Regions from separate parts of the Homo sapiens genome. Here region 2 is linked to region 1. A link is a contact called in ENCODE Hi-C or POLR2A ChIA-PET data. All regions are on one chromosome and are shown on one strand. Each heading gives the region's core, a stretch centred on a gene start or an enhancer-like site at or near the end of the contact. The rest is flanking DNA. Distances are from core to core; before and after follow the strand shown. Region 1 has its middle 7.6 kb from the start of SAA4. Region 2 holds the start of E2F8 (E2F transcription factor 8).

What was found. A loop is a pair of places that touch in the nucleus more often than their neighbours do. ChIA-PET counts read pairs that join two places held with the same protein, here RNA polymerase II (POLR2A). Pooled maps may share reads with other maps.
Region 2: a pooled map shows a loop between it and region 1 (6-fold over the local background). The contact joins the promoter of E2F8 here to the enhancer-like site in region 1. A Hi-C loop is called at or near these places in 1 of 37 single-sample maps with no recorded cell type and 1 of 50 pooled maps. POLR2A ChIA-PET finds 5 or more read pairs at or near these places in 1 of 52 experiments (GM12878).

The regions. Positions count from the first base shown.
Region 1 is chr11:18,227,351-18,231,088 of GRCh38, forward strand. No RefSeq gene overlaps it. Among named protein-coding and RNA genes, the nearest start is that of SAA4, 7.6 kb to the right of the region's middle. RefSeq lists a silencer at 2,031-2,080. Within about 2 kb of position 2,326, at least 2 of the 41 ENCODE cell types and tissues checked have a DNase peak (open chromatin) inside an H3K27ac peak, as active enhancers do.
Region 2 is chr11:19,238,605-19,242,235 of GRCh38, forward strand. E2F8 (E2F transcription factor 8) reads right to left here and starts at 2,341. Exons shown (of 13, transcript NM_024680.4): 1 at 1,944-2,341; 2 at 1,503-1,626. The coding sequence starts at 1,517. All of the region lies in intron 1 of CSRP3-AS1 (CSRP3 and E2F8 antisense RNA 1), which reads left to right. RefSeq lists a silencer at 2,411-3,110 and enhancers at 3,231-3,340, 3,546-3,631.

The sequences.
Region 1 (3,738 bases), core at 1,076-3,575:
ATGCCTAAAAAGAAGATGGGGTGACTTCTTACCCAACTCTGATCTCTGCACCCCTGGGCAGGAAGAGAAGAGATCCTCAGCCATTCTGGTGGGTCTATTGAGAAAACCACTGAGGTTAGGGAAAAAGCAGTGGCTGGGCCAGGTAAGGTAAACCTTACCCAGAGAGGGGGCTTGGAACAAGGACCACTTTCAGGACCAGTCGTAGATACAGCTGTTCTTCTCTGGGCAGTTCCACCCCCATATCTGAGGGAGCTGGATTTCACATCAGGAAGAACCCTGACCACCATCTCAGTAGAGACCTCCACATCAGTAGAGAATATATATCAGCATCAGTTAGAAGCACATCAAACCAGGGTGAGGCCAAAATGATTACCCCCTCCTTTACATCTCTCCCCTTTCCCAATCCTGAGGCTGAGAAGTGTGATAGAAAGACATCTCAGAACTAGACTATCCCCACCCTTCTCTAAGGTGCTGGTGCCAGAGGAGCAGGGAAAGAGTCTCTAACCGTCACCCCTCCCAGCACTCCCACTACAATCTAGCCAACAATAGCGGAGCAGGATGCTTTAAAACAGACATGATATTGGAGCTTGAAACGGGACTGCAGTGACCTTTAATAATCTAAATAATCGGCCAGCCGCGGTGGCTCACGCCTGTAATCCCAGCACTTTGGGAGGCCGAGGCAGTGGATCACGAGGTCAGGAGACTGAGACCATCCTGGCCCACATGGTGAAACCCCGTCTTTACTAAAAGTACAAAAATTAGCTGGGCGTGGTGGCAGGCGCCTGTAGTCCCAGCTACTTAGGAGGCTGAGGCACAAGAATCGCTAGAACCCAGGAGGCGGAGGTTGCAGTGAGCCGAGATTGTGCCACTGCACTCAAGCCTGGCAACAGGGCGAGACTTCATCTCAAAAAAAATAAAATAAATAAAATAAAATAAAATAAAATAAAATGGGGAGACTAGTTAGATGGCTACCGCAGTACCCCAGATGAGAAATGATGTAGCCAGGAGCATGAGGGTGTAAATGAGAGGAAGTCAATGGATTAGAGATGAACTTTGGAAGTTCACATCCAGCGGATTGAATGTGGGGGTAAAGTGAAGGGAAGCATCAACACATTCCCCTAACTGGTGTGAGGAACAGAGAGAATGGCCATGTCATTAACTGAAATGGAGAAACCTGGAGTGTGAAGAGTTCTGACGGGAAAACCCGAGTTCATTTTGGGACACGTTAAGTTTGAGATATCTGGAAGCCAGCTATGTAGATATGTCAAGTAGCCAGTTGGATGTACAAGCATGGAGCTCAGAAATGAGTTTTGCAGGGGGAGATATAATTTTAAAAGCCATCCACATATAAGTACTATTTAGACTTGTGAAAGAGAGCATAGAGAAATAAAGAATGGGGGCCCAGAGCCAAGTCTGAAGAACACAGAGTTTGGGGAGATAAAAAAAGTCCCAGCTAAGGAAATAAAGGAGAATTGAGGTAGAGGGTAATATTATGCTACTTAGAGCTGATGAAGGAAAGAGTAGTATTATGAAGCCAAGAGACCAAATATATCAGGAAGGAAGGGGAAGGCAACTGCGTTGAATGTTGCTCACAGAGCTACTGATATGAGAAAAGAGAGATGTTCATTGTTTTTGGCAGCATGGAGGTCAGTGGTGACAAAGGTATTTTGCTGAAGTTGTGGGGACAGAAACCAGGCTGGAGTGGGTTAACATATGATCAGAAGTGAAGAATCAGAAGGTGTGTAGATGGGCAATACTTTCAACAAGTTTGACTTATTAAGAGGAAGAAGACAATGTGCAAGAGTGAAGAGTAATGTGGGTTGAAGTGTAGGTTTTCAATGGGATAATCTAATTCAGAAAGCAACTACTGAGTGCCTGGACCCTGCTAGGCATTAAGCATGCAGTGATGAACAAGATATGGTGCCTGTTCTCAAACAAGTCAGACATTTCCCCAAGCATAAGGGCTCACCTGGCCATTTAAACCAAGTGCTGGAGATCCACGAAGAAGAAAGGGGTCTCCACTGCTGAACCTCTTGGCCTTGTTCAGTGTATCACAGGTTCTGAAGTCAGACAAACCAGCCTGCAGTCCTGGCTCTGCACCTGTTACATATGTGACCTTGGAGAAGGTCCTAAACACAAACCTCTCTAAACCTCAGTTTATCCAGCTGAGAACATCAAAGCCTTCTCTGCAGCTTAAATCAGATAAAGTATTTAAACTGTAGGGCACAGTCTTGCAATTGCAATTAAAAATGGCAGCTATTCTAATTACTATTTGCTGACTTCCCATACCCCAGCAAAATTTGGATTGCCACCAGTGTGTGCTTCTGTTGAGGCTCTTACTAAACTGTGTTGTCTATCTACATATCTCACTTCCCCTTTAGGACAGGAAGTAGAATTTTATTTGAACTAAAAGCCAACGAAATGCCGGCCAGGTGCAGTGGTTCAGGCCTACATTTTCAGACCCTTGGCCAGTTGAGCCCATGAGTTAGCCCAGCCCGGCCAACATGGTGAACCCCCTTTTTTATTAAAAACCCAAAAATTAGCCAGGTGTGGTGGCCCATGCCTGTAATCCCAGCTGCTCGGAAGGGTGAGGTGAAAAAATCCCCTGAACCCGGGAGGCGGAGGTTGAGTAACCCGAGATCACCCCATTGCACTCCAGCTTGTTTGACAAAGGGAGATTTTGTCAAAAAAAAAAAAAAAAAAAAAAAAAAAAAAGAGAATAAAGATAAGGAAAACCAACAGGAGAGTCATTCCTTAGGTAAAATGAGCGGGACAAATTAAAAATTGAGTCAGGGGAGGCACGGGTGTTGATAAGAGATAAATCAGAGTCGGCCAGGCAGAGGGGCTCAGGCCTGTAATCCCAGCACTTTGGGAGGCCAAGGCAGCAGATCATTTGAGGCCAGGAGTTTGACACCAGCCTGGCCAACATGGCGAAACCCCATCTCTACTAAAAACACAAAAATTAGCCGGGCATGGTGGTGCGCACCTGTGGTCCCAGCTACTCCAGAGGCTGAGGTGTGATAATTGCTTGAACCCAGGAGGCAGAGTTTGCAGTGAGCTGAGATCGTGCCACTGCACTCCAGCTTGGGCAACAGAGAAAGACTCTGTCTCAAAAAAAAAAAAAAAAAAAGAAAGAAAGAAAGAAACCAGAGTCCAAGATAGCAGTTTCTAGGATAGAACTCCTAGGATTAGGCTTCTCTAAGCAATGTACCTTGTTTTTATTGAGACAGGGTCTCACTCTGTCATACAAGCTGGAGTACAATGGAGTGATCATAGCTTACTACAGCCTTGACCTCCTGGGCTCAAGCAGTACTCTAGCCTCAGCCTCCCAAGTAGCTGGGAATACAGGCACATGCCATCATGTCTGGCTAATTTTTTTGGTTTTTAGTAAAGATGAGGTTTCACTATGTTGCCTAGCTGGTCTTGAACTCCTGGGCTCAAGCGATCCTCCTGCCTCAGCTTCCCAAAAGGCTAGGATTACAGGCATAAGCCACCACACTCAGCCCACAATGTACCTTCTCCATAAGGAAAGAGCTCACTGGGGGACAAGGCCTAGAGGCAGAGAGTGGACAGGATGCAATGAATTGGGCAGTACAAAGTCTGTATACAGAGAGGCCTGGAAACTGCAACAAAATAAACTGTGAGGCCCTGAAGAAGAAGTGGGAATTTGGGGGTAGAAGTCCAATCTGAGATACAGAGGAGACTGATGGAAGACTGCCCAGGGCTGTGCCAGAGCCA
Region 2 (3,631 bases), core at 1,091-3,590, 1.0 Mb after region 1:
TAGCATAATGGCTGCATGCAGTGGGTGCTAAATAAAATACCACTGAAGAGTCAGAGAGACAAGGAGACAAGAGTGAGGGATAGCATATGGTCAGATTTATCAGGGAAATCTAGAGTGTCCAACAGCAGGATTTCTGACCAGAAAAGTCTGCTCTTTGAACATCCACTCCCTCATTTTACAGATAGAGAAAATGGGGCCCAGAGAAGTAAAATGATTAGGTTGGTGCAAAAGTAATTGTGGCTTTTGCTACTGAAAGTAATGGCAAAAACAGCAATTATGTTTGCATCAACCTAACAGCTACCTAAGACCACAAAGCTAGATCCTGGCAGAAGCAGGATAGCCACTGAGACAAAAGGGTAAATTAACAGCAGTTCATAAATAAGGCTAATGGAGACTATGTTCCTTCCAGTTTTGGACACCAGGGACTTCACACACTACTCCCATCTTTATCTATTTTAAAGAAAATGCTTGGAACAGCAATAAGTAAAATAATAGGCAGACCAAATAACTTTAAGAACATGGACAAATGGGACATGTTGTGACATCTTGGGTTTATCAAGTGCATTTCCGTTTGTATGTTCATGGAATCCTGCATTCTTAGCTCGCAGAAGAGAAGATGCAGGCTGAGAGAGGTCACGTAGGAGTGGAACACAGATATTTTCACTCCAAGTATGGTGCTCTTCTTACATGGAAGTCAGTATGGTGGACCCAACAGGAGCTCCTTGCCAGTGTGTGCATCTGAGATGTACTGATCTGACAATAGGCTTTTTCTTTGCCTCAGATTATCAGAAGCAATAGTAATTCTCTTATTTGACTAACATCTAAAACTATTAGGAAATATGCATGTAAGTTCACTTTTTTAAACCTATTAGTAGTTGGACACCCCCCACAGACAATTCTTTTGTAATTTTACAAAATGTTTGCCCCCTAAACAGAGCATTTTGCAGACCCCATAAATAAGCTGCCAATTTGGTAAAAAATTATCTTAAAAAGAAATTCAGTCTCCAAACATGTCAAATGCCCTTTCTGAATTCCAAGTTGTTCAAGAATCCTCAGAAATGTTGTAATGAAACTAACGAATTTTTGAAGAGGGGTAGGTTTGCCCCTTTACACTCTTTCTAGTTTTTAATGATTTGGTAGCTGTCTCAGACATAAAGAGAGAAAAGGTATTTTTAAGAATAATAAAATTTGTTAGTTTCATTACAACATTTCTGAGGATTCTTGAACAACTGGAATTCAGAAAGGGCATTTGACATGATTGGAGACTGAATTTCTTTTTAAGATAATTTTCATTTTTTAAACTATATTAATTAAATTAGTATATATTTTAAACTATATATTTTTGAAACTATAAGATAAGGTTCATTTTTTCCAGGTCTTTACAGAGGCTAACCAAGGTTGTGGCATTAAGAAAACACATTGGATAGGGAAAAATTATGGAGTTAAATCAGGATGATACTGAATTTAAAATTGCAATGATGAATACTGAAGTTATAAAGTACCTTTTCGTTCTCCATTCTGTAAATTCCTCATACATTTAGAGTTTAAAAATGAAAAATCTGGAGTTCCTCCCCAAATCCCGATGGTTCAAGTAGTCCAATCAATTGTACTAAAAGTTTTAATATCCTTAAAGAAAAAAGGAAATAGAAAAAGTTAGAGAAAAACAAGAACCAAAAGATCTGTTGAAAATTCCTTCACGGACAAGAGGCTACGGAAACAAAGCCTAACGAAAAATGACAAACTAGATTTACATTTTATTCTCGACCAGAGATCGCCCCACTGAGCGGAGAACGCCAACAAATGCCAGTAAATTCCTTCAGCAAACGGATCGGCGGTCCTAAGACTTCAAGCAACCCACGGAATTTCTAGTGACAGCCCTCTCCCATCTGTAGAAAAGGCGAGCCATTCTCCGGACCCCAGCGAATACTTTAGGAAGCACCCACCTGTTCGCAGATCAGGGCTCCGGACTAAGCGCACGAGCCCAGGTCCCAGCTGAGCGCACGCGACCCCAAGTAACTGGGTACAAGTCTGCATCTAGATGCCTGGATTTCTCCCCTTACACACACGTGCACAGGCTCAGCAGTAAAGTCGTGGGAGGTCGCTTGACAGGAAAGTTCCAAATTCAGTCCCAAAGCTCCAAGTATGCAGTTGGGCATTTAAAGAGTCTTATAATTAAGACTTTTTTTTTAAATTTAAAAAAGGGCTTCCTTAAAGATACAAAGCACTATTTACTCCCTGTTCGGGTGGCCAGTTCACACCACGGCGTTAGACTCCACCTTGGAAGGCTGTATTTGCCCAATAAGGCAAGCAGGTACTGTCCCCCGGCCGCCACTCGCTCAGTGCACTTCCCCCAACTTTCGGCCAAAGGCCCCTCCCCCAGGCCCTGTCCGCCCGCCGCAGTCCCGACAGTTCCCGGACAGCATCATCGTGGTTTCCAGGACAACAATTCCCGACCAATCAGAGGGCCGGAAGCGGGCCTGCGATTGGCCGACGGCGCCAGGGGCGGGGCCGGACCTTCCGCCTTCGATTTAAAAATTTGGCGCGGAAAGTCGGACCGTGGCCGGCGCCTCCCCTTAGCTGCGCGGGGCCTGAGCGCGGGCAAACCCGCGCCCGGAACCACGGCAACCCCGCCCCTCCCCCTCGTTCGCCCCCGCCCCTCTGCGCGGGAGCTCAGCTCCTCCCTCACGGCCCCCGGCGAAGCGGGAGGCGGGAAACGGCCGCCGCCGCCGCCGCCGCCACCCTCCCGAGCCCTCTCCCGGTGCCGTGTCGCCCGGGCGCCGCGCCCCTCTGCGTCCCGCTGACCTGTCAGTCCACCTCACGGCGGGAGCCGGCGGGGGCTGAGCCGGGACTCGTCAGCACCGCTGCCCCTCTCAGGCCCGGGAGCCCGCGTACCTGGCAGTCAGTCTTTCCGCAGCGCCGAGGTGGGTGCCGGAGAGAGACGCCGGGACCGGGACTGGCGGGCCGGCTGGCGGGCAGAGGGAGCGTGACCGTCCAGGAGCAGCCAAGCCCCCGATTTGAAATTAACCCGCTCCCGGCGCGAGCCGATACCGCGGGCGGGGAGGGCCGCTCCCCTCCCCCACGCCCGCTCGCCCCGGCCCCGGCCCCCGAGCGCCAATCCGAGCCTCCCGACCGTAGCCGCCGGCGAATCGGTGCAGGCACCGCCCTCCACTCCCGCCTCTACGGCAGAGTTGGGGGAAAAGTTCAGCAACTTTTTTTTCCTTTTTTTTTTTTTTTGCATACACCCCCTCCCCTTGCTCAAAGTTGGGGAATAAAATTTGGCCCGTCCGGGGCTCGCGGGCTGGGCCGCAGGCGCCCTGCGATTCCCCGCTTGGGGCTATCTCACCCCTGCCCAGCCCCAGGCCGGCTCACCTGCCCTCGGACTCCAGCCGGACCTCTCCCCCTTGCACCCCTGGCATGCATGATTGTGCTGCCCACCGTCTGCCCCGTGCCTCGCAGAAACTGGCGCGAGGAGGGAGAAGCTTGGCTACTGGTGCCTAAGCTCCGTGGGCTCTGGGCCTTGGCCCAGCGGTGAGAACTCAGGTGTAGGAGGAAGAGGAGGAAGGCGGAAAACCCTCCAACCCTGTCCTCGCCGTCTTTCCTCAGGGTCTCCCACCCACTCCTCCCTTTCTCT